2 separate regions of the Homo sapiens genome follow, and region 2 is linked to region 1. The links are chromatin loops, found by intact Hi-C in ENCODE. Cell type or tissue: mammary epithelial cell. All regions are shown on one strand. Links, peaks and the distances in the headings refer to the core of each region. The heading gives the core; the rest is flanking DNA.

Region 1 (15,837 bases), core at 4,255-12,254:
TAAAATATGACAAAGGGTTACTATTTTAACTATATGTGATAATAACCTGAAGATCCCTCCCTCAGTAAACAGATAAAAACCAAGCACTGAGAGGTTGTAACACAGAACATGCATGTGAGACACACAAATGAGCTCTTCTCCAGCTTCTGAATAGTGAGAAAAACACTGTGCCTTTGATCTTGTTCTTTGCAGCCAACACATTAGCAATGATTTTGTTTAAAATGAGAATGCTCAAAGCTGGTAAGGCTACAGTGAAACAAATACTGCTGAAGGAGTGTAAATACACCCTTTCAGGAAAAAATTTGGTAGCCTTTAATCAAGACCCTTGAAGCCTCTAATTCTACATGTAGGTCTCTATCTAAAGGAAATAGTCTCAAGTACAGAAAAAAGCCTTATGTGCTAAGATATTCTCCCATAACATTATATTGACAAGAGTAAAAAAAAAAAAAAAAAGATAAACAACCTATGTGTCCAACAGTAGCGAAATGGCTGAGTAAATTATAGTCTATCCACTCCATGAATATGAGTCATTAAAATGATATGTTCAAAGAGATTATAATAATATGGAAAACTGCTTACATAATAATTTGTATGTAGAAAAAACAGAGAGCTTGTTTATGTGGTATGGTCATAGGCATAGAAAAGAATTGCACTGAGTAAAGACTGGAAACCATGGCACCAATATATTAACAGAAGTCCTCTCTGCGTGGTAGTAGGGTTAGGTAAGATTCTCTTTTCTTCTATTTAAAATGTTTTCAACCCTTCTGATATAAACAGATATAAACATATGTTTTAATCATGGAAAACATAAACATTTTAAAAATCTGATGATACTCCTCTCCTTCAAATGTATTCTGGCTCAATTGCCAAATATCAGCTTCATGCTCCTTGATGTTCTGGAGACATCACTAGGAGCTGACTTTTATTGAAGCAGGCAGCACCATACTGAGGGCATTACATACATTATCTTACTGAATCCTGACTACAGCCTTATGAGATAGGTATTACAATTTTTTTTTCTTTGAGATGGAGTTTCACTCTTGTTGCCCAGTCTGGAGTGCAATGGCGTGATCTCGGCTCACTGCAATCTCTGCCTCCCAGGTTCAAGCGATTCTCCTGCCTTGGCTTCCCAAGTAGCTGGGATTACAGGCATGTGCCGGGACACCTGGCTAATTTTGTATTTTTAGTAGAGACAGGGTTTCACCATGTTGGTCACGCTGGTGTCAAACTGCTGACCTCAAGTGATCCGCCCACCTCGGCCTCCCAAAGTGCTGGGATTACAGGTGTGAGCTACCGCGCCCGGCCAGGTATTATTATTTTTACAGATGATGTAACTACAGCATAGAGGGATGAAGGGAAATGGTTTTTCTCACTCTGGGTACAGGTTTTCTTTTCCTTACACCTACCTGTTCTAGTGCTTTCTGTTATTCTAAGCCTTAGTATATGTTAGTCTCTTTGCCAGTAATACCCTTCCTACTTTGCTTGGCCTATTCAGCTCCTTTTCATCCTTCAAAACCCACCTCTGTGTCTCACTTCTAGGCGGAATTAGTCATTGGCTAATATGTACTTCCACAATACTGGGTTCATACATTTAACCCTGGTTTTAAACTTAACCTGGTTATAAATATGTGTTCCCAGGTTTGTCTCCTCTTAACCCCTACCTATGTCCTGCCTCCAGATTTGAGGGCAGAGAAAATTTTTTTCACCTCTGTATTCCCTATCCCTGGGCTTGACATGCAATAAGATAAAATGTTAAATAACTTTGATGACATGCATCAACTCCAGTCAATTGATTGAATCTGTCTGGATTGCTACATTGAGATGGGCTATTTTTCCAGCTTTGTGGGAAGGAGTCCTGCGATTCATTCTTGATGTCTGCCATGGGCTTGGGAATGGTAAGTACTGGCACTAAAAACTGTGTTGTCCAACCCCAGGATATGTACTCAGTAAATTTTGAGAGGCTTTGGGGAAGTGCCTGGAAGTCATAAGGGTTTCTCTTTGCTTCCAGTTGGATAATGCCTACGAGAGGCTGTCTATACAACCACTGTGACAGAGAAGATTGCAACAGGGATTCTTCATCCAAACAGCAGTCTTATCACAGCCTCCACCCAAAACCTATGCCTCCTTTTTGCAAGAGGCCACTTACAGCTTCCAAAGAGCTCTTCATGATTTTAGACACTGAGAGGAAGGAAGGAGACAGCATGAGAGAAAAGCTATTTTCCTTTTTGAGATGTTGCTTCTCACATAGCAACCCTAAAAGTCAAAGCAGCATCCTTGTCACAACTAAGGGTGTTCCCAGCACTGAGTAGAAGCTGCAACTATGCCCCCATCGCTGTGAGACTTTGACCAAGTCCCTTTCTGGCTTCAATTTTCTCATCAATGAAATAATTTCTGGGCCTCTATTTCCTTGTCTGTGAAAAATGAAGTAATAATATCTACCTATGGGGTGGATGTTTGGGTCAAATGAGAAAATATGTATGGCTGTGAACTTTATGTGGCTGTGTCCAGGTGCCAGAGATGATGATTGCTGTTGAACTGGGCTTGAAGGTAGGAGGGATTTCACCAGAAAGAAGTGAGGCTGTCCCAAGTGAGAGGAAAAGTTGGGCCTTACAGAGGGATGCTACCCAGAATTCAGAGAAGTACAGGGCTAGAGGTGCATTAAGTGCATAAAGATGTCATTACCGCATGGGGGAGATTTCACAAAACACTTTCTGTCTTTGGCCTCCTGCCCTTGGTTTCATTTTAAACACTTTCCTTTTGCTAGAGCCTTTGCATCTATCCATCTATTCATTTAGCATCTACCGCCTGCCAGGCCCACTGCTAGGTGCTGAGGTTACAGACAAGAATTTACATAATTCCTTCCTTCTATGAGTCCTCAGGCTAGTGGGAAGCAGCACAACAAATCTCAAATAACAATAACAAAAGCATGCCGTAGGATGAATAATTTCAGAGAGAAGGTGTGTGTGTGTCATCAAGAGAAAGTCAAAGGATTCACAGAGGAGCTGAATTTTGAAGCATGAGATGGTAAAAAGGAGTCTCCAGGACAACAGAGAGAAGACATGATAAAGGGCTTTCTGTACAGTGGGAAAGGCAAGTTCTGAGAGACAGCAAGGACACCTATTTTGTTGGGGGTACTGAAGTCATCATAGGACACCCTGAAGGAAAATGAGCCAAGGCCTCATGTTCACAAAGCGTTTCAATTTTAGACATTCAGTCCCAGAGACTCACTCCCTAAATTGGTCTTTTAGTTGGAGTGTTTAGTCCAGTTACATTTAATGTAATTACTGATGTAGTTGTGGTTAAGTCTACCATCTTGCTAAATCTTTCCTTTAATTTAAAAATCTTTTTTTTGAGATAGTGTCTCACTATGTTTCCCAGGGTGGTCTTGACCTCCTGGCCTCAAGGAATCATCCCACCTCAGCCTCTCAAAGTGCTAGGATTATAGGCATGAGCCACAACACCCAGCCTTGCCAAATCTTTTCTTCTTTTCCTACCTGTTTTGTTTCTTTACTTCTCCTCTCTTATCTTTTGGGTGAATTATATTATTTCATTTCTGCCTTCTTCCCTTATGTCAAGGATTATAACCCCTTAAGTCCTGCCTGTATTAACTCCCCACCAATGCTTTCAAAGAAAGAAGAGCATACTTTACACAGTTTTGGCCGGAGGTGGTGGTTCACACCTGTAATTCCAGCAATTTGGGAGGCGGAGGCAGGCAGATCACTTGAGGCCAGGAGTTTGAGACCAGCCTGGCCAATATGGTGAAACATTGTCTGTACTAAAAATACAAAAATTAACCAGGCTTGGTGGCACGTGCCTGTAGACCCAGCTATTTGGGAGGCTGAGGCAGGAGAATTGCTTGAACCCAGGAGGCAGACATTGCAGTGAGCCGAGATCATGCCACTGCACTCCAATCTGGGCAACAGAGAGAGACTCTGTCTCAAAAAAAAAAAGTCACACAGTTTTAACTGGTGTCCCAATTTCTATAGTTCTCTATGAATATATTTACTCATGGGGACCCATGGGGCAAGAAAATATATGTGTGTATGTATAAATATATATGTATATATTAATTCTGTAATTATGCTGTGACTAATACAGCTAAGTAGCATTATATTGTGTGTTACAACGTGTTAATTTATTAAACATAAATATTTAAAATATGCTATGAAAGCCTGTCTTGGCAAGTCTTTATTTTTAGTTTCTCTGGATTCTCAAATAAGAAAAATGGCCCAGGTCTCTTGATCTCTGGGAGACCCTGCAGGAGCGCCTCCTGGCTGACACAGTTTGGGGGTGACATAGAGGGTAATGTCTAGGGATTCCATTTGGTCTCAGGAAGGATATCTTCTGGTCAGGCCCTCCCTCCAGTCCCAGGCTCAGAAGCCCAGCTGTGAAGCCCTGGAGCACCTGACTTTTTTTTAGTGCACCAGAGAACTAAACTCAAGCAAGACGGGGGTGCAAATCAGAAGGCTCTTTTCTAACACGGGGTTTCTATTCGTAGGCTGTAATGGCCACATCACTTATCTAGGGCTGCCTATTCCCAGTGCCAGGGAAATAGAAGATGGAAGCAGGGATCGGGAAGGTGCTAGGTGAGCCGCAAATCAGAGCCAAGGGACGGAGGATGATTTGCAGTAGGGAGAGCAGGCACAAGGAAAGCCACCGCTGAGAACTGCCCTCTAGGGACTGAAGTGTTGTGGCACTTCCTTGGTGGTGTTCCTGTACCATACTTTCCTATGCTGACCATGTACATACATTCTTTTTGTAGGTCTGTCAATAGTGCTGATCAGTAATAGTTAGTTTTTAGTTAGAGAACTGCTGTGTGCCAGCCACTTTACATATATGATCTCTTATCCTCATTATAATTCAGTGAGGTAAGTATTGTGATCCCTGCTTTATAGATGAGGAATTAGGTTATGTGGCTTGCCCAAAGACACACAGCTAAAGGGTAACAGAGCTGATATTCAGCCCATGTCTGTCTGACTCCAAAGCCTCCACACTTTGTACTCTCAATAGTTCACAGACATGTGACCCAGGGGTTGGATATGGCCCACAGATGTGTTTTGTTTGATTCACACTTGTTTTCAAAAAAATAATCGGCTCACATCGTGTATTTTAAATTTTGAATTAGTTGCCAACATCTAACAATTGGAAGATTCATATGAAAAATCCAGGTTTTTGCATTCCCTTGAAAATTCAGAAATGATGGCAACATTCACATCAGGCAATACCTTGCTGAAGTTGGGAAGGGACTGTCCCCTCCCTTTAGCTGTGGGATATGTTCTCCACTTCACCACTCCCCCACTACCCACCTCCACTCATAGAGGATGCCTGGTCCTATAGGTTTTCGAGCTTGCAGCCCCTTTCCTGTGCTGTGCTGCTGCCTGGGAAGAGGATCCCAGGTTTCTTAAAGGGCGTGGACCAAGGCTTTCTGAACATAAAGCGATGGAATCACTGTGACACAACACCAAGCTACTATTCCAAGCATCTGAAAAGCATTCTGTTTTCTCCCATTTTAGGCCGATTTAATTAGCGATAAGGAACACCTTAGTGGCCAGCCCACTACAATCTGGTACTGCTATACTTTATAGCCATGCGGAGACAGTGTGAGGCTGAAGAAGTCAAGAAGTCGGCAGGGGCCAGGTGATGCCTCTAAGGAATTCAGTTTGTTGGGTGTTTTTTGTTTTTGTTTTGGTTTTGTTTTTGTTTTTGTTTTGAGATGGAGTCTCTCTCTTTCGCCCAGGCTGGAGTGCAGTGGTGTGATCTCAGCTCACTGCAACGTCTGCCTCCCAGATTCAAGCGATTTTCCTGCCTCAGCCTCCCAAGTAGCTGGGACTATGGGCGCACACCACCACACCCAGCTAATTTTTGTATTTTTAGTAAAGGCAGGGTTTCACCATGTTGGCCAGGCTGGTCTCGAACTCCTGACCTCAAGTGATCCACCCGCCTTGGCCTCCCAAAGTGCCAGGATTACAGGTGTGAGCCACCGCGCCTCACCTTCAGGAGTTCAATTTGGATCTTACTGAGATTGAGGTGCCTGTGTGATGTCCTGGTGGAGGGGGCTCCAAAGGGCAGCTCTACCCAGAGCTAACAAGGATGGGCAGCGCTAGGAGCCATCGGCATATGTGTGATAGAGCCTGGGAGTAGCAGACCACCCTGAGAGGATATGACAAGGGACAGAGAGCCTAGGCAGGGGTCAGTAAGGAGCACAACCGTTTCGGGATGAAGGGAGGAAGATGGAGCAGGCAGAGAGGAAGAAGAGAAGCAGCAGAAGGGAGCATTAAACCAAAAGGAGAGAATTGCAGATGAGAGTGGTGACATGCCAGGTACTACAGAAAGAGGTCTAGGGAAACGTTGGCAATTGAAACTCAACAGTGGTCACCCCAGAAGTTTCAGCAGGTGAGATCTTTTTTTAAAAAAAGGAAAAAAATAGAAGTCAGATCACAATGGGTTAAGTCAGGATCAATTGTACATTTAATACTGAGGAATGAAGCAAAGGTGCCTCTTGATAAGGTAATCCTTAGAGACTCCAACAAGCAAGATGCAACACATTCTGGGATGAGAGTAGCTCTTCTCTCAAAGGTGGAACTGGGGTGCACTAGGGACAGGCAGGCCTAATCTTTATGGCCAGTGCAATCTCAGGGAAGCATATCTGAGGCTGAAACCCAGTCAGGGGTAGTGAGAAGGCAAAAGGTGCAACCCCGCCCAGGCCTAGCTGGTTAGGTGGATGACAGCAGCAGACGCACTCCCCAGGTGTTAACCTGTCCAGGTAGCCAGCTACCCTCCATGGGCCCAGAATTGATTTTTTCATGTTTAACTCCGATGCTCCTAAGCCCCCTGTGGTAGGCTAAACTGGCACAGCCTCACAGCCCTGCCTCACTTGAGGCTGTCCTGTGGTGCCTTCTCCGTTTTAGCTTTTCTTTTTGTCTTTTTTTTTTTTCCCCGAGACGGAGTCTTGCTCTGTCACCCAGGCTGGAGTGCAATAGCATGATCTCAGCTCACTGCAACCTCCACCTCCTGGGTTCAAGCGATTCTCCTGCCTCAGCCTCCCGAGTAGCCGGGATTACAGGCGCTTACCACCACGCCCAGCTAATTTTTTGTATTTTTAGTAGAGACAGGGTTTCACCATGTTGGCCAGGCTGGTCTCAAACTCCTGACCTTGTGATCCGCCCGCCTCAGCCTCCCAAAGTGCTGGGATTACAGGCATGAGCCACCACACCCGGCTCACTTTAGCTTTTTTTACGCAGTTATTTTGACATTTGGCTGACATTTGCCCTTATTTCATGAGAGTGAGTGGAAAAACGGAGAACACTGGGGCCGACTCTAGTGCTGATATCTTTCAGGTAAGGATAGGAAGTCAATTATGTTTGCAGCTGCAGCCATGCCACTGTTGCTCTCTAACCCTGAGCTTCCTCTAGCTCGCCGAGCTACAGCCCAAGGAGAAGGATAAAGGAGGACTCTATACAAGGAGAAGCGAGTGAGTAAGGAGGTCTCTATACCATGGCTGATACAAAGCCAATTGCCTGAAATTGACCTGTGGTAAAGCACCCAGGGAGCTACTGACTACAAAAGCCGCTTGCAAGAGTGCGCCCTCTACTGCAGAGATGAAGAAACCCTATCCTTACAGGCTTGCCACTGTGGCACTCCGGGAACGTAGACATGCTCAGAAGTCCACCAAACCTCTGATTGCAAACTTCCCTTCCAATGTCTGGTGTGAAAAGTTGCTCAGAACTTTAAAACAGATCTGTGTTGGCCGGGCACGGTGGGCTCACGTGCCCAGAGGCACATGCACCATTACAGGTGGCTGGTGCCTGTAATCCCAGCAGTTTGGGTGGATCACTTGAGGCCAGGAGTTTGAGACCAGCCTGGCCAACATGGTGAAAGCACGTCACAACAAACAAACAAACAAAAAACAGATCTGTGCTTCCAGAGCGCAGCTATTGGTGTTTTGCAGGAGGGAAGTGAGGCCTGTCTGTTTGGCCTTTTGAAGACACCGAGTTGTGTGCAACCCATGCCAAACGTGTAACAACTATGCCAAAAGACATCCAGCTAACACACTGCCTACGTAGAGAACGTGCTTAAGAATTAACTATGATGGGAAACACTTCATTCCCAAAATATTTTTCTCTTCTTCCTATTACTGGTAATTCTGAATGTCAGGTTTTTTTTCCCATAGGGTCTTAAGTATATGATTGAGAGTAGAAAAATAAGGGAGAGAAATCAATTGGCCGTTTTCCCATTTTCATCTGTGTATGAGTTTTTAGTATAAATGCAGGGAGGTAAAGCATCAATGCAAGTCAGAATGTTTCAGTGAACAAGTTTTAGCAGTACAACTTTATAATAATTATAAATAAACCTGTTGGCCAGGCACAGTGACTCATGCCTATAATCTTAACTCTTTGGGAGGCCGGGATGGGAGGATAGCTTGAGCCCAGGAGTTCGAGAGCAGCCTGGGCAACATGGTGAAACTCTGTCTCTACAAAAATTACAAAATTAGCTGGGCATGGTGGTTTATGCCTGTAGTCCCAGCTACTCGGGAGGCCAAGGCAAGAGAATTGCTTGAGCCCACGAGGTGGAGGTTGCAGTGAGCCAAGATCACACCACTGCACTCCAGCCTGGGCAACAGAGTGAGATTCCATCTCAAAAATAAAAATAAATAATAAAAATAAATTAAAACTAATTAATTAAATACGAAGAAATGGGAATGTGAAATCTCTAACATGGTGAATTAAGGATTTTTTGAAAGTCCACCTCAGGACTACTGGTGTGAACTAGAACACAGATGAACACCAACATAGGATTCTTCTAGGAGCCCTAATTCTCGACCTTGTTTGCAGTGGTAGTTTGCTGCTGCCAGTGTCTGGTCTTCCTTTCCAAGCCTTGTACCTTGTCCCTCTCCCTCCAGAGTATTTTTTTGTTTTTTGTTTTTTTCCCAGGCTGGAGTACAGTGGTGCAATCTCAGCTCACTGCAAGCTCCGCCTCCCAGGTTCATGCCATTCTCCTGCCTCAGCCTCCCCAGTAGCTGGGACTACAGGCACCCACCATCACGCCCAGCTAATTTTTTTGTATTTTTAGTAGAGATGGGGTTTCACCATGTTAGCCAGGATGGTCTCGATCTCCTGACCTCGTGATCCACCCCCCCTTGGCCTCCCGAAGTGCTGGGATTACAGGCGTGAGCCACAGCGCCTGGCCCAGAGTCTCTTTTTTTTGGAGACGGAGTCTGGCTCTGTCGCCCAGGCTGGAGTACGGTGGCTCGATCTCTGCTCACTGCAACCTCCACCTCCCAGGTTCAAGTGATTCTCCTGCCTCAGCCTCCCAAGTAGCTGGGATTACAGGTGCCCGTCACCACGCCCGGCTAATTTTTGTACTTTTAGTAGAGACGGGGTTTCACCATATTGGTTAGGCTGGTCTCAAACTCCTGACCTTGTGATCTGCCCGCCTCAGCCTCCCTAAGTGCTGGGATTACAAGCGTGAGCCACTGCTCCCAGTCCCAGAGTCTCTTACAGTGCTTTTTTTTTCCTTTTTTCTTTTCTTTTTTTTCTTTCTTTCTTTTTTTTTTTTGAGACGGAGCCTTGCTCTGTCACCCAGGCTTGAGTACAGTGGTGCCACCTTGGCTCACTGCAACCTCCGCCTTCCAGGTTCAAACAATTCTCCTGCCTCAGCCTCCCAAGTAGCTGGGATTACAGGCGCCTGCCACCACACCCAGCTAATTTTTGTATTTTTAGGAGAGACAGGGTTTCACCATGTTGGCCAGGCTAGTCTCGAACTCCTGACCTCAAGTGATCCGCCTGCCTCGGCCTCCCAAAGTGCTGGAATTACAGGCATGAGTCACTGCGCCTGGCCTCTTACAGTGTCTTTATGGCCTAATGAAGTATAAACGTGTGGATTGTGCATCCTCAGAGAGAGGAAGATGGACCTCTCATAAAAGCACATTATGGCCAGGTGCAGTGGCTCACACCTGTAGTCCCAGCTAATTGGGAGGCCAAGGTGGAAGGATCACTTGAGGCCAAGAGTTCAAGACCAGCCCGGGCAACACAGCAAGACCTCATCTTTAACTTAAGAAAAAGTTAGCCGAGCATAGTGGTTTGTGCCTGTAGTCCCAGCTACTCAGGAGGCTGAGATGAGAGGACCACTTGAGCCTGGGGAAGTGAAGTCGAGGCCACAGTGAGCCATGATCACACCACTGCGCTCCAGCCCGAGTGACAGAGAGACCCTGTTTCCAAAAAAAAAAAAAAAAAAGCGAGGAGCGCCTCTGCCCGGCCAGCCACCACATAGTCTGGGAAGTGAGGAGCGCCTCTCCCCGGCGGCCCAACAGCTTGGGAAGTGAGGAGTGCCTCTGCCTGGCCACCCCACCATCTGGGAAGTGAGGAGCGCCTCTGCGTGCAACCCTCCAAGTGTGAAGTGGCAGCCTTGTGTGTGGTCTTTCTGCCCTCCCCAAGTTTGCATTTTCGACATTAAAGTTTACTTTTAAATTAAAAAAAAAGTTCACTATGTCAGACGCTCTAAAAATGAACAACAGTGAACAAATACTCTGTCCTCGTTTTTCTTTTTGAATGTGTGTATCTGAATCTCCATTCAAATATATACTTTACCTGTTTGCTATTATAGACTTGAATCACTCTCCAGATGTGTAAGAATGTTAGTTGTGAGTGCAAGGATCACTCACAATCTGCCCTGGGGATCCTACAGGTTATGTGGCGAGAGCGGGCTGATCCCTATGAAATAAAGAGAACCGTAAAAACGGATGTGAGCAGTTATCCAGCTTCTGGATAGTGGAATATCCTCTCACTTTTCCCTGTATACATATTTTAGGAAACTGCAAGTCATATTACAAAAAAGAATTAACAACAAAGAAATATAAGTGACCCAAATGCAGCAAGAATAATAGCAGTAGCTAATGGTTAATGAGTATTTATGGAGTAAACATTGAAATATCTCAACTTATCCTTATAAAACCTTACATTCCCTATTTATAGAGGGGATACAGAGGCTTACAGAGATTGAGGGACTTATCAAGGGTACTGTGGCTAATTAAGAGTCAAAGACAGGACTGGAACCCCAGTCAGTCTGCATGGAAAGCCAGACTTCTCGCTCCTGCCCTCTGCTGCCTCCCAGGCGCGGAGAGCTGTTGGACAGCCAGCCCATTACCGAATCCTTTCTCAAGCAAAGAAAGCTGCGTTCACTTTCCTCTTGAAAATTTTCAAGTCACTAAAACTCATCAACACCCACATCACAATCTCCTACTCATCAATTGTCTACAAAATTCCTGCTGAAAAATCAGCATCAGGGTCTGAGCGCAGTGGCTCACACCTGTAATCCCAGGGTTTTGGGAGGCCGAGGTGGGAGGATCCCTTGAGCCCAAGAGTCCAAGGCTGCAATGATCATGCCACTGCACTGTAGCCTGGGTGACAGAGTGAGACCCTGTCTCTAAAAAAATGTTTTTAAATCAACATCAGCAAGTCCTTGTTCCCAACCTGAAAATAAATTTCTTCTGTCTCCTAAGATGAGAAAATGAGAATTGAGTGATAAGAAACTGCCCTAGAAACTTAAACTTTTATTGTTGCTACTGTTTACTCCATCTTTAACTTTTATTTATTTGTTTTGTTTTGTTTTGTTTTGTTTTGAGAGAGTCTCACTCTGTTGCCTAGGCTGAAGTGCAGTGGCACGATCTCGGCTCACTGCAACCTCCGCCTCCTGAGTTCAAGCAGTTCTCCTGCCTTAGCCTCCCCAGTAGCTGGGACTACAGGTGCATGCCACCACGCCTGGCTAATTTCTTTTAATATTTTTAGTAGAGACGGGGTTTCACCATGTTGGCCAGGCCGATCTCAAACTCCTGACCTCAAGTGATTCACCCGCCTCAGCCTCCCAAAGTGCTGGGATTACAGATGTGAACCACCAAGCCTGGCCTAACTTTTATGATTATTAAAAATTTTAGGCCAGGCTCAATGGTTCAAATCTGTAATCCCAGCACTTTGGGAGGCTGAGGTGGGCAGATCTCTTGAGCCCTGGAGTTCGAGACCAGCCTGGGCAACATGGTGAAACCTTGTCTCTACAAAAAAATACAAAAAAATTATCTGGGTGTAGTGGCGCACACCTGTAGTCCCAGCTACTTGGGAGGCTGATGTGGGAGCATTGTTTGAACCCAAGAGTTCTAGGTTGCAGTGAGCCGTGATTGTGCCACTGCACTCCAGCCTGAGCAACAGATCTAGACTCTGCCTCAAAAAAAGAAAAAAAAAATTCTAGCATACGCAAAATAGAGTCATGCAATGAGCCGTCATATATCATCACTTATGTTCAACAGTTATTATCAAAATATTGCTACAGATTAATCTATTTTTCCCTTTGCTCAAGTATTTTAAGACATGCCAAATGTCATGGTGTAGTGTCATTTCACTGCTACATACTTTAGCATGCATCTCTAAAATATTAATATATAGACATTTTCTTCCATAAACACAGTGCTGTTACCACACCTTAAAATTTAACAATTCTTTGACACGATCTGATACTGGGTACTCAATAACTGTTTCAACAAAACATCTTTTTATGACTGGTGTGTTTGAATTAGACTTCAAACAAGCCCACGTGTTGCATTCTAAGAGCACTTTAAGGCTCTTCAATCTCGCTCTCTCTCTTTTTTTTTTTTTCTTTTTGAGATGGAGTTTTGCTCCATTGCCCAGGCTGGAGTGAAGTGGCATGATCTCAGCTCACTGCAACCTCTGCCTCCCGGGTTCAAGTGATTCTCTTGCCACAGCCTCCCGAGTAGCTGGGATTATAGGTGTGTGCCACTATGCCCAGCTAATTTTTGTATTTTTTTTAATTTAATTTAATTTTTTTTCCTAGACGGAATCTCACTCTGTTGCCCAGGCTGGAGTGCAGTGGCGGATCTTGGTTCCTACAACCTCTGCCTCCTGGATTCAAGCAATTCTCCTGCCTCAACCTCCTGAGTAGCTGGGATTATAGGTGTGTGCCACCATGCCCAGCTGATTTTTTTGTATTTTCAGTAGAGACAGGGTTTTGCTGTGTTGGCCTGGCTGGTCTCGGACTCCTGGCCTCACTCAAGTGACCCGCCTGCCTCGGCCTCCCAAAGTGCTGGGATTACAGGCATAAGCTACTGCACCTGGCCCCTGTTTGCTTTTTAAAATAACATTGGCTTGTTATAGAAATAATCTGAAGATTTACTAAAAAATCATGTGCACACTGAATAATACTCAGTGTAAAAATTACTCATGAAATTTATATTATAAATAGGGATTTTATAGCATTTTTTGAGCTCTAAGAGTGGATTCCATCATATGATATGTAAATCTATTGCTCAACTTTTATATCCTTGACTTCCACAGTATATAAAAATAAAAGCACTGCCCATAGTAGAAAAATGTATCCACCAGAGTGGCCCGAAATAGGAGGCATCTGGGAAATGGAGATCAAAGGGAAAGAAAGAACTTGGTAGTTCATCCATTCCAGGGTAAATTACCTGGAATGGAATTTACCATTCTGGGTGATTTGCATGCAGTCAGGCAGGCACAAGCTTTCACTTCTACAGGCACCTCGGATTCAACAGCAGACAAGACAGTCCCTTGTGAGCAAGTTGCTCAAAGTTTTCATAAATATCCTTACAGATTCCCCGGCCACCCACCTGCACATCTTCATCTTTCTTCTCCTTTGGTGACCTCTGATGACCTTCTGGCCTCCAGGGCGCTTGATGGACTGGCACATGCATGCAGGTCCCTGGGAAGATCTATTCAGGCTTTTTAAAGTTTGATTCCCACTGAGAGTTAACACGTTGGTGTTTGGACCTGTCAGGCAGTCCCTTATGAGTTTGATTACTGTGTCTCAGCCTCTGAAAACCAAACACAGTCTAGCTGTCCTGACAAAGTAGCATTTGGGAGCCTAGACCTGGGTGTCCAAGGTTCTGCTGCCATAGACAGAATGGCTTTTTTACAAGACTAGTCACTCCCTCCACCCTCCAAACTCCACCAAAACATCTTATCCTGGTGAATGAGGCCTTCTGTGACCTCTTCTCTGCCTCCCCTCACCCTTATTCCACCACCTCAGTAGCTTTTTCATTGTCCTCATCCCTGTCCCCACTGTCACTTCACCATCCCAGACCCTCCTTGGACTATTCCAACTAACCCCTAACTTGTCTCATATATTCTACTCTATTTTATTTTTTTAACAGAGTCTTGCTCTGTTGCCCAGGCGTGCACTGGCAGGATCTTGATGTGCCCAGGCGTGCACTGACGTGATATGCAATGGCATGATCTTGGCTCCCTGCAACCTTTGCCTCCCAGGTTTAAGTGATTCTCATGCCTCAGCCTCCTGAGTAGCTGGGATTACAGGCATGTGCCACCACGCCCAGCTAATTTTTTGTATTTTTGGTAGAGATGGGGTTTCACCATGTTGGCCAGGCTGGTCTCAAACTCCTGACCTCAAGTGATCCACCCACACGGGCCTCCCAAAATGCTGAGATTACAGACATGAGCCACTGTGCCTGGTCTTGTCTCATATATTCCAGACTTGCTCTGCTTCCAAATCTTTCTCCATGGTAATCTATTAAAATGCATCTCGTTTTCTTACTCCGCTACTTAAAAACCTTCGATCGTTCCCTTGGCATGATATCTGAGGCCCTTTCCGGTCTGGTGCCAGCTCCCTCACACTTTGCCCCCACTCCATGCCAGACACTATGCCCACTGCCCATCTAGTCCAAGGGCCTGCTACTGCCCCCGCCTAGAAGGCCCCATGCCCACGCCACCTGCCTGTTTGCTGGAAAAACTCTTTCCTGCTCAACCTTCTAGACTCGCCTTTGGATACCTCCTGCTCCCAGAAGCCCATTCCCCGTCCAGAACAGGCAGTGACACAGAGCCCTGTACTTCCCCCATCGGAGTACTAGACTGTTACTTCTCCGAGGAGAATATGTCTTGCCTCATCTAGCAGTGCCTGTCATGCTATGATTAATAGCTGGATAACTGAAAAAGTGATATTTTAGGCAGCATCAGGCTGGGCACAGTGGCTCATGCCTGTAATCCCAGCACTTTGGGAGGCTGAGGCAGGAGGACCACTTGAGGTCAGGAGTTCAAGACAAGCCTGGCCAACATGGTGAAACCCCATCTCTATTACAAATACAAAAGTTATCCAGGCATGGTAGTGCACACCTGTAATCCCAGCTACTCAGGATGCTGAGGCAGGAGGATGGCTTGAGCCCAGAAAGTAGAGGCCGTAGTGAGCTGAGATCTCGCCACTGCACTTGAGCCTGGGTGATAAAGCGAAAAGCTGTCTTAAAAAAAAGAAAAAGAAAAAGAAAAAAAGACCGCATGGCTTCTCTGCTCCAGGCTGAACAACTCTGCTCCCTCAACCACCCTTCCTTTGATGGAATTCCCAGATTTCTCTCCAACATGGGCTTTCTTGCAGACGTAGCATGAGCTTCACCTGACTCGTTCAGGTTCTGTGTCCCAATTAATGAAGGCTTAACTGGGGAGAAGAGGGCACTCTCACTGCCTTGGTGGCTCCTGCATGCAGTATCATTCCCGGGACCCTCCAGCTCTCTCCTCGCTCTGCTCCTGCATTCACTTCACAACGTGGCCCAAGTGCAGGTGGTTTTGGACCCATTTTCTGGCCTATGCATTTATTCCTTAGATGTCATGTCACCATCTTAGATTTAGCCCATTTGTAACATTTAATGTTCTCTACTTGCAAGGGGAATAGCAACAAATTCTGGCTGTGTGTGGTTTTTTTGTTTTTTTTTTTTGTTTTTTTTTTGTTTTTTTTTTTTTTTTTGAGGAATTTCTTTGAATGGTAGCTCTCAGAATACGAAGAATGTTGAACAACCAGGACACAAGTAGG
Region 2 (15,837 bases), core at 3,581-11,580, 50 kb after region 1:
CCGCAGGGTCCTCTGCCTAGGAAAACCAGAGACCTTTGTTCACTTGTTTATCTGCTGACCTTCCCTCCACTATTGTCCTATGACCCTGCCAAATCCCCCTTTGCGAGAAACACCCAAGAATGATCAATCAATAAATAAATAAATAAATAAAATTGGGATAATGGCTGGGCACGGTGGCTCATGCCTGTAATCCCAGAACTTTGGGAGGCCGAGGCAGGTGGATCACTTGAAGTCAGGAATTCAAGACCAACCTGGCCAATGTGGTGAAACCCTGTCTCTACTAAAAATACAAAAAAAAAAAAAATGAGCTGGGCATGGTGGTACACACCTGTAATCCCAGCTACTCAGGAGGCTGAGACAGGAAAACCGCTTGGACCTGGGAAGCAGAAGTTGCAGTGGGCCAGAATCCTGCCTGTACTCCAGTCTTGGCAACAGAGCGAAACTCTGCCTCCAAAAATAAAAATAAAATTAGGATAGTTACTGTTTTGTTTTTGTTTTTATTTTTTGTTTCATTTTTTATTTTTTGAGATAGTCACTGTTAAATTGCTTCCAGAAAGGTCATACAAATTTATAGTACCACTCAAAAGTTAGCCCATTTCCCCCTGCAATCACCAATTCTTTAAATTTTTTTCTAATCTGTTAGGCAAATAATGCTTTATTCGACTATTGCTGACATTCAGTAGCTTTTTTAGGTTTATTGGTCATTTAATGTCTTCTGCAGATTGCTTGTTCAAATCCTTTTTTCTTTGTTTTTTTTTTTTTGAGTCGGAGTCTGGCTCTTTCGCCCAGGCTGGAGTGCAGTGGCACAATCTCGGCTCACTGCAAGCTCCGCCTCCCGGGTTCACACCATTCTCTTGCCTCAGCCTCCCGAGTAGCTGGGACTATAGGCGCCCGCCACCACCCCCTGCTAATTTTTTGTATTTTTAGCAGAGATGGCGTTTCACTGTGTTAGCCAGGATGGTCTCGATCTCCTGACCTCGTGATCCGCCTGCCTCGGCCTCCCAAAGTGCTGGGATTACAGGCGTGAGCCACCGCGCCCAGCCTCAAATCCTTTTTCCTATTGGACTTTCAGCCATTTTCTTAGTGATTTGTAGGAGTTTTTCATATTTTATATATACTTTGCTTTGGCTCTTCCACATATTTTTCTTCCCAGCAAGTTCGTGTCTCAACTTTGTTTAAGAGTCTTTAGTCTTAGAGAAGTATAAAATATTTGTTATTAGGTACAGTTTAAGTCTTGCATTTCAGTTTGTTTACTTCTTTGTTTCAAAAAGGACTTTCAGGGCCTATGAGACTACACAAGATGAATAAGTTCAGGCAAGGGCAGACTAAAGGTGGAATATAAAGATGTGGCCCCAAGATAACTTAAAAGCCACAAACGCCTCCAATCTGGGCGGCACAAGTTCATGCTTGGTCAGGAGGGTTGATGCCTTTGTTCAGGGCACCCTGATTGGGGCTGGCACTGTAGCAGCGGCTTGGAGATACTGCTCACCTGTTAGGTGCGTAGCTGGGCTGCCCGGTCCCACCCATCCCTGGCCATGCCCCCACCCCACCCTCAAGCTGCGCCTGGGCTGGGAATCCTGTGGTGGCCCATGCCTCCTACATGTGACGCCCATGCCTCCTGCGTGTGGCTCTGAGAAATGACATCGCGTTCCAGGCAACAGTTTGTCCCAGGGCCTGTATATTGTTTGGTGGTTTTGGTTTTTGTTTTTCTGTGACCGAGTTTTGCTCTTGTTGCCCAGGCTGGAGTGTGATGGAGCTATCTCGGCTCACTGTAACCTCTGCCTCCCAGGTTCAAGCAATTCTCCTGCTTCAGCCTCCCAAGCAGCTGGGATTACAGGCACACACCACCATGCCCGGCTAAATTTTTCTATTTTCAGTAGAGACGGGGTTTCACCATGTTGGCCAGGCTGACACGGCTCCCAGTTTGGCTTACTTTACCAAAGACCCACTTTCCCAATCTCTAGCTGCTACTAAGACCTTAAACATCTCCTAGGATAAGAGTTATGACACAGGGCTCCAATGAACTCTTTTGGTTTTCTGTTTTGTTTTGTTTTTTGAGACGGAGTCTTACTCTGTCACCCAGGCTGGAGTGCAATGGCTCTGTCTCAGCTCACTGCAACCTCTGCCTCCCAGGTTCAAGCGATTCTCCTACCTCAGCCTCCCGAGTAGATGGGATTACAGGCGCCTGCCACCACACCCGGCTAATTTTTTATTTCTTTGGTATTTTTAGTAGAGGTGGGGTTTCATCCTGTTGGCCAGGCTGGTCTCTAAGGCTGGTCTCGAACTCCTGATGTCAGGTGATCCACCCACTTCAGCCTCCCAAACTGCTGGGATTACAAGCGTGAGCCACCACGACTGGCCCAATGAACTCATTTAAAGGAAGAAAGCTGAGAGGAGAAATAGAGAACTTCTGCCTCTCTGTGCCTCCAACTCCAAATAGGTCTTCGGCTGCAGGTAGAATTTTAACAACCCAAGAGGCTCTTTGGAAGGCTGGCTCTTAGAGGATTGGGGGAATCCAGATTTTTTGTGTGGGGGCCGGGGGAATCCAGATTTGAATGAGGTACTTCTTTGATCAGTGAAGCTGGGTTAGGTGTTGTTAAATATCCCATGACCCACTAAATATGGATCCCAACACTTAGCATGGTCTTTAACTGCATATTTATTTTTGTCATTATTTAATAGTCTGTCTCCCTCACCAAACCATAAACTCCCCTAGGTTTGTCCCCATTGCCCAGCATAGTGCCTGACACCCTAACACATAGTTAAGAGCTCAGTAAATGTGTTTTGTTTGTTTGTCTTTTCGGGGTTATTTTTGAGACAGAGTCTTGTTCTGTCTCCCAGGCTGGAGCAAAGTGGCACAATCTTAGCTCACTGCAACCTCCGCTTCCCAGATTCAAGCAATTCTCCTGTCTCAGCCTCCCAAATAGCTGGGACTACAGGTGTGCACCACCATGCCCAGCTAATTTCTGTATTTTTGGTAGAGACAGGGTTTCACCATGTTGGCCAGGCTGGTCTCAAACTCCTGATCTCAAGTGATCCACCTGCCTCGGCCTTCCAAAGTGCTGGGATTACAGGCATAGGCCAACACACCTGGCCACTCAGAAAATGTTTGTTTAGCAAATGATGGTTGAATGGATACATTCTGCTCACCAGAGATTTTGATAGACTCTCACTCAATGATAAAGCCCAGTAACTAAATAGCACCAGGAGCACACCTGTAATTGAACAAAGTTAGGTTTCTTGACTTGCTGCAGTGAAGGAGCATACACCGTGGGGGACTGCGGGATGTCTTAGTAAGAGGCAGTGAGGATGGGCTTGTTTGGAATTGTGCTGGGTGATTTTGGAGGGTATTTAAGGAAGCAAGAGTTTGTTCTGGGTTGAGCACTGTCGGGAAGCAAGGGCAATTTGATCATTGGGCATCTTAATAATTTTTATCTAGGAGGTAGGAGGGTCCAAGCAGGGCTAGAGTTGTCGTCGGTTAAAAAAAAAAAAAGAAAGAAAATGGTAGTCACTCATGTTTGCCAAGGGAGAAGGATGCTTGGTCATTTTGAGTGTCATAGTGTCCTTGATCTTGCCTTGTTCTATCATGGTCACAGAGAAGCCTCATCTGATGTCAATATTCTGTGATATTTTGTCATGTTCAGCAAAGAACATGACAGCCTAGCTGTTGGTTGCCAGGCCAGTAGGGTGACCACCCCAGTTTACCTGGGACCAAGGGCTTACCCAGGATGCAGGACTTTCAGTGCTAAAACTGGGAGAGTCCTGGGAAACCGAGGACAGTTGGTTACCCTATGGGCCAATTGCAAGCTGTCAGGATTTTTTTCTCTCTCATTAGGTATAATGATATTAACACTTCATATGGTACTTGTCAAATGCTCCCCCAGTCACTGAAATACACAGTATATGTGTAGACGGAAACATTTTTTTTTTTGAGATAGAGTCTTGTCCTGTCACCCAGGCTGGAGTGCAGTGGCACGACCTCAACTCACTGCAACCTACACCTCCTGGGTTCAAGCAATTCTCCTTCCTCAGCCTCCCGAGTAGCTGGGATTACAGGCATGCCCACCATGCCCAGCTCATTTTTGTAATTTTAGTAGAGACGGGGTTTCACTGTGTTGCCCACGCTGGTCATAAACTGAAGTATGCTAACACACGCATGCATGAGTCCAGGATACACACTAACTTTCATAAATCCATTCACACAAACACACATACTACAAACAAATACATATGCACCATACATATGTACATATATATATCACAAACCCTACGTACATATACATACATGTACCTAAACACTCATACGAATGGCCCCAAAATAAGTATACATTTAGGCCATTGGAGAGATAGGGGAGACTACCCCAGGTAGTAAACCCAGAGGGGACCATTAAGTGGGCCTGTCTGATTGATACTGGGATTAGAAAGGAAAGTTGAGGCAGATTATGGAGGAAGGACTTTGAATTGCAAACAAAAAGATGTTGTGATGTCATGGAAAAAGCCCTGGAATTGGAATTGAATGATCCTGAGATTATATCACAGCTCTGCAACTTACTAGCTGTGTGACCTAGGTCAGTTGGCTTAACCTTTCTGTGCTTCAGTTTTCCTATCCATAAAACAGGATGTTGCAGGGATGTAACTAAGTTCTAGAATGTTGTAGGTGCTTAATCACAAGCCACAACTGTTGTTAGTGTGAAGCATATGTGGAGGCTAAAGGTATTTTAATGGAGCCTTGACCTCCCTAAAGTAGTGTTTCAGTGGAGAAAGAAGTACCTTTTTTTTTTTGTTTTTTGAGTCAGAGTCTCACTCTGTTGCCCAGGCTAGAGTGCTGGTGGTACGATCTCGGCTCACTGCAACCTCCACCTCCCAGGTTCAAGTAGTTCTCCTGCCTCAGCCTCCTGAGTAGCTGGGATTACAGGCATGTGTCACCATGCCCAGCTAATTTTTTTGTATTTTTAGCAGAGACGGGGTTTCACCATGTTGGCCTGGCTGGTCTCGAACTCCTGGCCTCAAGTGAGCCTCCCGTTTCAGCCTCCCAAAGTGCTGGGATTATAGGTGTGAGTCACCATGCCTGGACTAAGAAATACCTTTACATACACCATCATCATCCCATTTGAGGCCAAGAGACCAAAGCCCAAAGAAGGTAAAAGTATTGGCCCTAGGATTGGGTATGGAAGCTGCTGGCATTGCAAGGGGTGTCTAGGAGGAGATGTGAGTCCAGCCAGGGCTAGGAAGGCTTGCTCAGCAGGGACTCTGCCGACCCTGAGCCAGGGAGCTGTTGTGCAGAATTCCTGAGGAATATGAGATTTTATTTGCATGTTATGCAAAACAGGGCCACATTTTGCCAGAAAGCCACTGTTCAGGGCCCTTGCCATCATCTGTGCCACCCAGCATCTCAATGGGCCTTTCCTCTTAGCGGGGCACAGGTGCCAGCACCCTCAGCAACCTTTTGGTATTGCCAAGGAGGGGCTCAAGGTTGCCAGAAAGAGTGCTAAACTGGCAGTTGAAGGATCTGGGTTCAAGTCCTCACTTGGCCACTTACTAGCCATGAGCCTTGAGCCAGTCATGTTCCTTTTCTGAGGCCTGAGTTTCCCCCTCTGTTCAATGATAATAGTATCAATTTCAAACAACATGATCCGAGTTCAATGCAAGAATGAGTGTGAAAATGCTTAGCTGGGGCTTGGCCCACAGTGGGGACTCACTAATGTTGACAAATTGTTAAAGTAAAATTAATAGAGGGAGACCCCTGAGTTCTAGGCCAGGATGTGCCAAATGTGTGTGACCTTCAAAAGTCTCCCAACTTCTCCGAGCCTCAGTTTCCTCAGCATGAAATGAAGAAATTGGCCTGGATCATCTCTAGCCTCTTTTCCAGCTCTACTCCCCAGCACTCTGGGATGGGAACTATCAGCGTACCTTCCCTAAGGGCACACATACAGTGTTCAGGGTGTCAAGGTTGGGGAGAGACACAGAGCGTGGATGCCCTTCTGCCCTAGGGACCTGTAGGCTTTGCAAATTAAATGGTAAGAGGCTCCACTATGACATCTTGGTGAAGGAAGAAGGTCAGTATGTGTGTATGGGGTGGGGGAAGGGTAGAGTACTGGATGCTTGAAAAGGGGACCAGGGGATCCATCTGTCAGTCATGTGTGGTCGATCTGTCAGCCACCACCATCGTTCAGACCCCTGTTCCAAGAAGAGCACTGGGCACATGGAGTGCTGCACACGTGGCGGTCCGCATTGAGCTACCCACCCAAGGTGCGTGATTCAGATCCCAGCTCTGCTCTCCAGACTCCCAGCCCCGCTGGGGGCATGCCAAGGACAAATCCTTACCACCAAAAGTAAGTATGGTCTGTGCCAAAAACCAGAGCAGTATGTCCTCAAAGGGGCTTGGGAACAGTGTCATCAAGATGGGCCACAATATCAGGCAAGGGTGGCAGGTGGGAGCTGCTCCTGAGGGATGAGAAAGTTCTCCTCCTGGAGGGAAAAGGAGGCAGGCAACACAAGCCGGAAGTCAAGGCTCTGTGCAGCCAGGGAGGGGAGAGCGTGGGAGTCCCAAGGATGCTGAGCCAGGGGGGTGCACGCCTGTGCCTGTGGAAGTTGGAGAGTGGAGTTGCAAGCAGAGGCTGAGGAGGAAGGGGAGGAGAAGGAAATCAGCTTTTGCTCAGGGCCGAACGCGTGCCAGGCACTCTTCATGAATCTTCTCACATAAACCGCGCACCTTCCAGGTATTTTTCCTATGCTCATTCTACAGATGAGGAGCTGAGACTCGCAAAGACCAGGAACAGGTGGCATAGGCAGTGGGGAGCAGAGCCAGGGTTAGAAGTGGGGTCCAGAACCCCAGGACCCCCTCCCCACCTCGTCTGCTTTGAAGCTCCTCCTAGGCTTCCAGGAGAGGAGGATTCTTTGGCAAGAGGGGAAGGACTAATGAAGCGTCGCTCCTCTTCCAGGCAGCCTTCCCAGTCAGGCAGCTCTTCTAGTCAGAGAGCTCCACGGTTCAAACAGTGCAGAGTAGCTCAGCTTATCTTATCGCCACACAACCCAGGGCAACATGATTCAACCCTGCTGCTTTTGGTGAAAGGTCTTTCACAGAAACTCTGCTCATCACAAACATGGGCTCCCTTGGCTCCCTGTTAGGCAGAGTGTCTTCCCTGCCTCCTTGCCTTCAGGGTCAGAACATATGACAGGAGGGAGACTTTGTCACTATCACTGCCACTGTGGGGAGAGGCTTGGTCAGAGCACTGCTGTGATTTGTCAACAGCACTTAATCTCTTGGGAAAATAAACTGAAGCTGAACTCTCTTAACCCTGAGATTTAAGGGACCCTGGAGAAGGGCTGCATCTGCCCACTGCTGGCCACTGAGAAATGACAATCGCTACTGTTTATGAAGTGTCCACCCAGGGCAGGCCCTTTGCATAGTGTTTCTAGTTTGATGTTTCTAGCATCAAATCTTCTCTCTTGACTACATGTCCAGTTTTCCCCTGCTTTACAGAGAGAGAACTGAGAAACATTGCATTCAAAGCCAGATCTGTTTGATTCCAAAACTCTGTGTTTGCTGAATGAATGAATACATGGGTAGATAAGGAATGAATGGAATCAGGTTCAGGGACCCAAAGATTGGAAGCCAGCATTAATCTTACCACCTCCTCCTATCTCTAGGGCCTCCTCACAACATTGAGCTAGGTGAAATCAGCTTAAAATAAATACCAAACGAAAGTTTAAATAGAAAACAAAGAGAGAAAGAGTCCTCAAAAGAGCTGGGCATGTGTCATCTAAGGACACAATCGACAGAATAAAAAGGCAACCTACAGAATGGAAGAAAATATTTGTAAACCATACGTCTGAGAAGGGGTTAATATCCAGAATATATAAAGAACTCTTACAATCCAACAACAACAAAAAACAAGTAACCCAATTTAAAAATTAGCAGACGGTTTCAATAGACATTCTCCAAAGAAGATATACAAGTGGACAAGTATATGAAAAGTTGCTCAACACCACTAATCACTAAGGAAATGCAAGTCTAAACCACAACGAAATATCTTCTCTGCAACATTCCAATTTTAATATGTGGGCTGCCGAAGCAAGCACAAAACCACAATGAAACACCACACACCCACTAGGATGGCTGCTGTTTTAAAAAAGACAAAACACTCTTCCTAAGCCGGCGCTCGGCAAGTTCTCCCAGGAGAAAGCCATGTTCAGTTCGAGCGCCAAGATTGTGAAGCCCAATGGCGAGAAGCCGGACGAGTTCGAGTCCGGCATCTCCCAGGCTCTTCTGGAGCTGGAGATGAACTCGGACCTCAAGGCTCAGCTCAGGGAGCTGAATATTACGGCAGCTAAGGAAATTGAAGTTGGTGGTGGTCAGAAAGCTATCATAATCTTTGTTCCCGTTCCTCAACTGAAATCTTTCCAGAAAATCCAAGTCCGGCTAGTACGCGAATTGGAGAAAAAGTTCAGTGGGAAGCATGTCGTCTTTATCGCTCAGAGGAGAATTCTGCCTAAGCCAACTCGAAAAAGCCGTACAAAAAATAAGCAAAAGCGTCCCAGGAGCCGTACTCTGACAGCTGTGCACGATGCCATCCTCGAGGACTTGGTCTTCCCAAGCGAAATTGTGGTCAAGAGAATCCGCGTCAAACTAGATGGCAGCCGGCTCATAAAGGCTCATTTGGACAAAGCACAGCAGAACAATGTGGAACACAAGGTTGAAACTTTTTCTGGTGTCTATAAGAAGCTCACGGGCAAGGATGTTAATTTTGAATTCCCAGAGTTTCAATTGTAAACAAAAATGACTAAATAAAAAGTATATATTCACAGTAAAAAAAAAAAATAATGAGTATTGTTGAGGCTGTGAGGAAATCGGAACCCTTGTGCGCTGTTGGTGGAAATGTAAGATGGTGCAGCTGCTGTGGCAAACTGCATGGCATTTCCTTAAAAAAAAAAAAACGAAACATAGAGCTACCAGATGATCCAGCAATACTGCTTCTTGGTATATATCCAAAAGAATTGAAAGGAAGGTCTCAAAGAGATATTTGTACACCCACGTTCATAACAGGGTTATTCACAATAGCCAAAAGGTGAAAGCAACCCAAATGTCTATTGACAGATGAACGGATAAACAAAATGTGGTATATACATAGAATGGGATGTTATTCAGCCATAAAAATGTTGACACATACACAAAATAGATGAATCTTAAGGACATTATGCTAAGTGAAATACACCTTTCACAAAAGACAAATAACCATATGATTTCATTTCTATGAGGTACTGAGACTAGTCAAACTCAAGGAAACATAAAGTAAAAAAGTAGTTGCCAGGGACTGGGGGAAGGAGGAAATGAGTTGTTTAATGAGTATAGAGTTTCAGTTTTGCAAAATGAAAAGTTCTGAAGTTGGTTGCACAGCAGTGTACATATACTTAGCAGCACTGAGCTGTACACTGAAAAAGGTTTCAGGTGGTCATTAAAATGTGTGTTTTATCACAATGTTTAAAGAGAGCTGGGCCTGGAGACTTAGAAGGAGAAAGAATGGGCCTTGCTACTTGGTGATGCAAGAAGGTGGTTCTTGGACTGATTGTGTATAAATGAGCCTCGGATCTCTTTTAGGATCAGAATACTCCCTGGGTCCCTGCCCAGCCTCCAACAGGGCTGGCTCTGGAAGGGTTACTCCCTATCTCCTCATCACGGTCTTGATGGTAATGAAAATCCATTCACTTCTCTGCCTGGTGGTCTGACCAATGGCCCCTATATGTCCGGCCTGAAGCTCCGGGGACTAGCTCCAGAACATGCTGGAAGGAGGGCTTGGCTCTCTGGCGTAAACCTTACAAATTATCTTATGGGCATCCCATCCACCCATCTACCCACCCATCCAGCCATCCATTCTTTCAACACGTACTTGTTGAGTACCAGCTCTGTGCCAGGTCCGTCCAGACAGTCTGTGCCCGGAGGGAGCCTGTAGTCTTGTGGGGGACAGAGATGGGTTATCAGGAGAATGCAATGCAGCGTGACATGTGTTTTGATATCTAGGGCACTTTGCAGGGGTCCTGATCCTGTCTGTGATGAGAGTTCACAAAGAAAGTTCGGTCTTAGGGCTTGAAAGGTAAACAAGACTGAACCAGTAGGGTAAGGAGGAGGAGTCAGGGAGAATATGCTTAGGAGAAGCAAGAGCGTGGGAACTGCCTGGAGATTTTACAAACTGCAGGACCCAACTGAGGATCTGAAAACAATTGAGTCTGGCATATTGTTGACTGCAGGCAGGAGTGGTGAGGGCTGAGGCGAAAGAGGAAAGGGAGAACTGGATCTTATAGGGACATTTAGGCACCTTTTGAGCACCTCGCGAGTTGCAGAGGGGGGTGGATTTGAACACGTATAAAACAAATTTTGTGGCTGGGCACAGTGGCTCATGCCTATAATCCCAGCACTTTGGGAGGCTGAGACGGGCGGATCATAAGGTCAGGAGATTGGGACCATCCTGGCCAACATGGTGAAACCCGGTCTCTACTAAAAATACAAAAAATTAGCTGGGCGTGGTGGCACGCATCTGTAGTCCCAGCTACTCGGGAGGCTGGGGCAGGAGAATCACTTGAACCCAGGAGGAGGAGGTTGCAGTGAGCCGAGATCGCGCCACTGCACTCCAGCCTGGGCGACAGAGCAAGACTCTGTCTCAAAACAAAACAAAACAAAACAAACAAACAAAAAATTTGTGGACCCAGTTGGAGAGGCAATGGAAGATGAGGGGAGTGGTCAGAGCACCTGGAGTCGGATTTGGGGTCTGGGATTCTCAGAGCTGTAAACACGATGCCCAACCCCCGAGTCCACCGTTCCCCAGGGCATGCCAGCCACCCAGGAGGGGCACTTCTTTTCGAGGGAGGGTGGTCTTCTTGAAAACAGCCCAGGTGCCTCCCTAGCCCCCCTATCCTGTGATCCTGTCTGTCCTTGAGAACATCCCTTCTTCTTCAATCAAGGATTTGATGACTGTCCCTGCCCACACCCTATCTTCTCTCCTCTAGGCTGGGCAGTCTCAGGTCTTAGAAATCATTCCTGATGCTCCCTAATATGTCCAGCCATCCTGGCTTTCTAGGATCCCTGGAGTTGTGCCCCTGTGGGCCCCAGGCCCAGCCTGCACAATGCTGGGTTGCCTCAACGGCCCCTGTCTTAAGGCCTGCCTCACATGTTCAGATATAAACTTCCTAAAAGCCACCTTTGTGACCCAGCCCCAGCTCTATCTCCAGCTTATCAGCCACCTGCTTCTGAGGACAAGCTGGCTCTTGCAAGCCAGAGACCATTTCCTCTCCCCCAAGGACTTGCAGCCAATCTCCGATAGCCCTGTCCAGGAGAGGCAATGGACAAAGTGCAGGGTAGGTGTTTCCTGGTAGTGACTCCTTCCTGAGATAGTACAGAGACCCATCACAGGGAAGGCCCCAGCAAAGACTGAAGAAGCCAGCCAGGCAACTACCGTATGTTACTCACAGTTCATTAGGAGCCATGCAAAAAACCACAGTTATCTGCTGCATTAATTAAAGGAGAAGGGGGTGGGGCAAAAGGGAATATTGAATAAGACCTGGCAGAGTGGGGCCCTGGCCATGACTCCCAGGCAAAGGGGAAGTTTTTGTAATGAATATGACAGCTGGAGTCTTCCCGCTGGCCTTGGGAATTCATCACTGCTTTGAGATGAATTCATCACTGATGGGGCCTGGCTGCTGGTGATGCAATAGCCCCCCAGTGCTGGGCCTCAAAAAAGAATCAAAGAAGGTCCCAAAAGCCTATGTCTTAGAAGAGGGCTGTAGGGGGAAGCCAGAGGGTCTCAGTAAAACATTGAGTTTTGTCCCAGCTCCATCAAAGGAGACCAGAGAATGGAGGGCTGAGCCAAGGGCACAGCCTTCCTGGAAACAAATCTGCATTCTCTCTGTTACTCACAAGGTGTGTGACTCTAGACGAGTAACCTCACTGCCCTGAGCCTACATCACAGAATTGGTATGGAGAGTTAGGTAAACTGGGATGCAGATTTTACACATGGTGAAGCTGGGCCTGGTTTTTTTTTTTTTTTTTTTTTTTGTGGCTCCTTAAAAGCCTCAGGCCATGGGAGAGGCTTCCACCAAGGTGAGATAGAATCGGGGCATTGTCCTGAGTGTCTGAAACCCTTTGTCTCTCCCTGTCCTTCCTGGCTCTTGCTTACTTTGCCCTGGGCAGGTGGCAGGCCACTGTGTGGGAGTGAAGGAGCCATGCCTGAAGGGGGGCTGGGGTGGCTAGCCTGTACTCTGTTACTGTAGCATCCCACCAGCCTGGCCTCGCTCCAGGAGCCCTCGAACTGGATCCCTCTGACCTCTAGGACCGCCCTGCAGAAAGCACCAGGGGCCTTTCTCTAAAAGATCCACTGGCTCCAGGAGTGTCTCGGTGGCATAACAGCCCAGGCCATGCTATGGTACACCTAAAACTATAGTTATCAGCTCTTAATCCTGTCCCCCGCAAATCCACATTCCAACCACGCAGAACCTTCTGTTCTCTAAACGTCCCCACGCTTCTGCATCTCTTCCCAGACTGTCTTCGCTGCCTGAAACATTCTCCCTGATACCCCGCCTCCTTATCCTAGCACACACGGATCATCATACTCTGATAACCTCAGAAACATGCATTGACCTTCAACTGCGTGCAGTCAGGGTGAGGAGGGGTGAGGGCGCCAGGAGACTGAGGGTCTGGCCAGAGATAAGACCCACAATTTCTTCCAAACTACAACTTGCTCCGTTCAACATACATACACACACACACGCATGCACTTGCCACCCTCCAGGCCTTCGTTCACTCTTCCCTCTCCTTGTGCCCCTTCCCCTATCACCTCGTGCCAAGTAAGACTGAGCTCTCAAGCCTTCGCTCAGATGCCATCTCTTCCAGGAGCCCTTGCCTGGTGCCTTTCACCCAGAGCTTCTGCCCTGGTTTGGACCTCCCTCAGGATACCCATAATGCATGTGTGAATTCTGGCTGGCTCCATGTCCTTTGGCCTCAGTTCCCCCATCTGTTAAATGGAATAGTAACACCTAACCCATGGTGTAGTTACCGAGTTGATGAAGTACAGTAACTGACTTGTACTAAGTGCTGAGCAAATGTCAGTCTTTACCACCAGCAGCAGCAGCAGCATTTTAATCTCTGTATCTTTAGCACTGAGCACAGGGCTGAATACATAATTGGTACTAAATACTTGCTTGGTGGAGGGATGGATGGATGGATGGTTGGATGGATGGATGGATGGATGGATGGATGATGGATAAATGAGAGATCTAGTATGTTTCCAAAATAAGAGACAATCTTTGCTGGGGGGCGAGGGGGCTAGGAAGAGCCTGAAAGAAACTAACCTTCATCGTACACCTGCCATGCATCAAAGCTCAACATATATAAGTTGTCTAATTTGAGCCTCACAATAGCAAGATATTACTGCAGAATAAGGAAGTGGCTAATTCTGAGAGGTTAAGTCGGTGGATCAGTGTCACACAAGATGTAGTCAGGACCAGGGACTTTGATGGTCCTCGATACCTGGAAGGAGGAGGAGGAGGACTTGCTCCAGGCCTTAGCTACTGTCAATCTTAGACTGAAAATTCCTAGGGCATCTCTGTGGGCAGGGCAGGGCCACCCCACCCAGGCTGTCACATAAAGTGCTCAGCTGAGAACCTAGCTTTGGAGAACAGCAGAAAGGAAAGGCCGGGCCAGCGGAGGTGGCTTGGGGGCTGCCTGTGGAGGGTGGCTGGGGGACTCTCCTTCCTTCTCCAGCTCCTCCAGCACCACCCTCAGCAGCCTCCAAGAACAGAAGGAGTTAACGCTGGGATTAACTTCTTGAAGGAACCTGAAGTTTTTTAATCCTTGTTCTTTCCTCCTTCCTTCTCCCTCTCCCTTCCTGATCTTTACTCCGCCTGTGGGTCCCTCCTCCTTACTCTCACCTCCCCAACTCCAAAAACACTCTGATTGCCAGACTGGGTCAATGGTTAACACTCAACTGGCTTTATATAAGCCTGCCACCTGCCTGCTTGGCTGCATCTTTGGTCCTTCTGTTACCCAGCTCCTGGAGGCAGTGGCTGTAGCAGCCCTTGCTGCTCCACACCATGGCCACCTGCTGGCAGGCCCTGTGGGCCTATCGCTCCTACCTGATCGTGTTCTTCGTGCCCATTCTCCTGCTGCCTCTGCCCATCCTCGTCCCCAGTAAGGTAAGGACTTGGTGTTCTGAGCACAGATAACTCCAGGGGGCAGAGGAGGGACTGTCTGGGCCGGGGTTGGGCATCCTTAGGATCCAGCATAACTTCCTCACTGCCCCTGCCCTGGAAGTGAGGCTATCGCCCCCTGCTCCTCCTGAGGACTGAGGGCTAGGAGGTCAAAGGGGCTTTTGCTTGGCACCCAGTTGTAGGAGCCCAGCGTGAATTACTTAGGTGGGTTTGCAACCTACTGCCCTAGGAAACAGGAAACCAGTTCCATCAACAAGATGCAAGGGGGGCAGATGGAGCTGATCTACCTACTGTGTGCCCACCTAGCCCTGGACTGGGCTCCATGGCGGCTGAGATGGGCTGGCTGTGGGGAGGGGACGGCTGGGTAAGCAGCAGCAGAGTGAAGAGGGTTGGAAGGAGAATAGGAGAAAGCTGGCTGCAGGCGGTCTGCATCTTTAAGAGCATAAACAGGAAGAGAAAGAGTTCACCTGTGGATTCAAGGGCTAAGTCTGTGGAGGAGGAGGGGTGGGAGTTGGAAGAGGGGACCGCTGCAGGTAGACAGCACAAAAACTGTGCCCTGGATGGAGGGGGAGCTGGGCACAACCAGGCGTCACTGCCTCCTCCTCCGCCCCCAGCAGAAGTCATAACTTCATCTCTCATTAAATCAAGCCGCCAATGCCTGCCCTGCCCTAGGCACCCAGTAACCTTTTCCACCATCTTAAGAGGTCAGGCCTGACTGTCCCATTTGACAAATGGGGAAGGTGAGGTTAAGTCACTTAGTCAAAGTCCCAGGGCAGATCCAAGTTTCATGGAACTTGGATATTATACACTTTTGGGCCCCACTCTGTAAGAAAAAGGACACAAAAGTATTAATCTGAAATTAGTTTGGGGCTTTGGGAAGGGTCCAGGGGGAAGGCCTTGAAGTTCAATCTTCAGTCAGTCGGCCTCTGGCAAATCACACAGCTGGGAGGTTCAGAGCTGGGGGTGTGATCTGGTGCCAAAGCATGTCTTCTCTCCACCCTGCTGCCTCCTGCCCCACCCCACACCCCCAGAACTGCCCATCAAGCCATTTTCTTCCTTTTGTCATAGATAGAGAAATTGAGTCAGACTTTTTTGTTCATGGTATCCCAAAGGGGTGAGAGACTGGGGGTGATAGTGGCACAGCCCCTGGGCCCCTGACACCTGGTCAGTAACAAGGCCCAGCTGACCTTTGAGATGACCTTCATCTCAGGCCAAAGCCGGTGGCATCTCAGTGCTAGGGACCCATCAGATGGGTTTTCCGACAGGCTGGGGCAAGTGTGTTAACCCCAGGAGGGAAGCCAGACAGGGATTTTGATTTCTTCCCAATTCCCCTCGACCTGGGGAAGCACAGCACAGAAAGATTCAGTAACTTGCCCAGGTCACACAGGAAATCCTGAGTCAGTGCTAGAAGCCATGCCTGTTGGTGAGACTGGGATGTGTTAGGAGCCCCTGTCTTCTGTGCACCGTATCTGGCCCTGCTACCTGCCTCTGGCTCACAGATGCTGCCAGCCCCATCCTGACTCTGGTCCTGTCTAGGAGAGGCCAGCCCCTCTCAAGGACTTTGCTCCTGCAATTGTCCTCTCACTCTCCTACAAGATAAATATTTCCTCTCTGCCTGATCTCCCCCATCCACATACGGAG

The links. Peaks named below come from ENCODE experiments on the same cell type or tissue, not always from the same donor. Only the 100,000 strongest peaks of a DNase experiment are listed, where the experiment ranks them.
Region 2: it touches region 1 in a loop (3-fold over the local background); 5 of 110 quality-filtered maps call a loop at or near these places.

The regions. Positions count from the first base shown.
Region 1 is chr17:28,409,417-28,425,253 of GRCh38, forward strand. LOC124903964 (a long non-coding RNA gene) reads left to right here and starts at 1,286. Exons shown (of 2, transcript XR_007065688.1): 1 at 1,286-1,895; 2 at 2,009-4,165. It also overlaps the pseudogene H3P41. In mammary epithelial cell, for the core only: a CTCF peak has its summit at 7,592 (motif pointing left); a DNase peak (open chromatin) is centred at 7,585.
Region 2 is chr17:28,459,634-28,475,470 of GRCh38, forward strand. It overlaps SLC13A2 (solute carrier family 13 member 2), which reads left to right and starts at 14,011. Exons shown (of 12, transcript NM_003984.4): 1 at 14,011-14,181. The coding sequence starts at 14,080. It also overlaps the pseudogene RPS7P1. In mammary epithelial cell, for the core only: no CTCF peak of the experiment used is centred there; DNase peaks (open chromatin) are centred at 8,038 and 11,558; H3K27ac peaks cover 633 bases.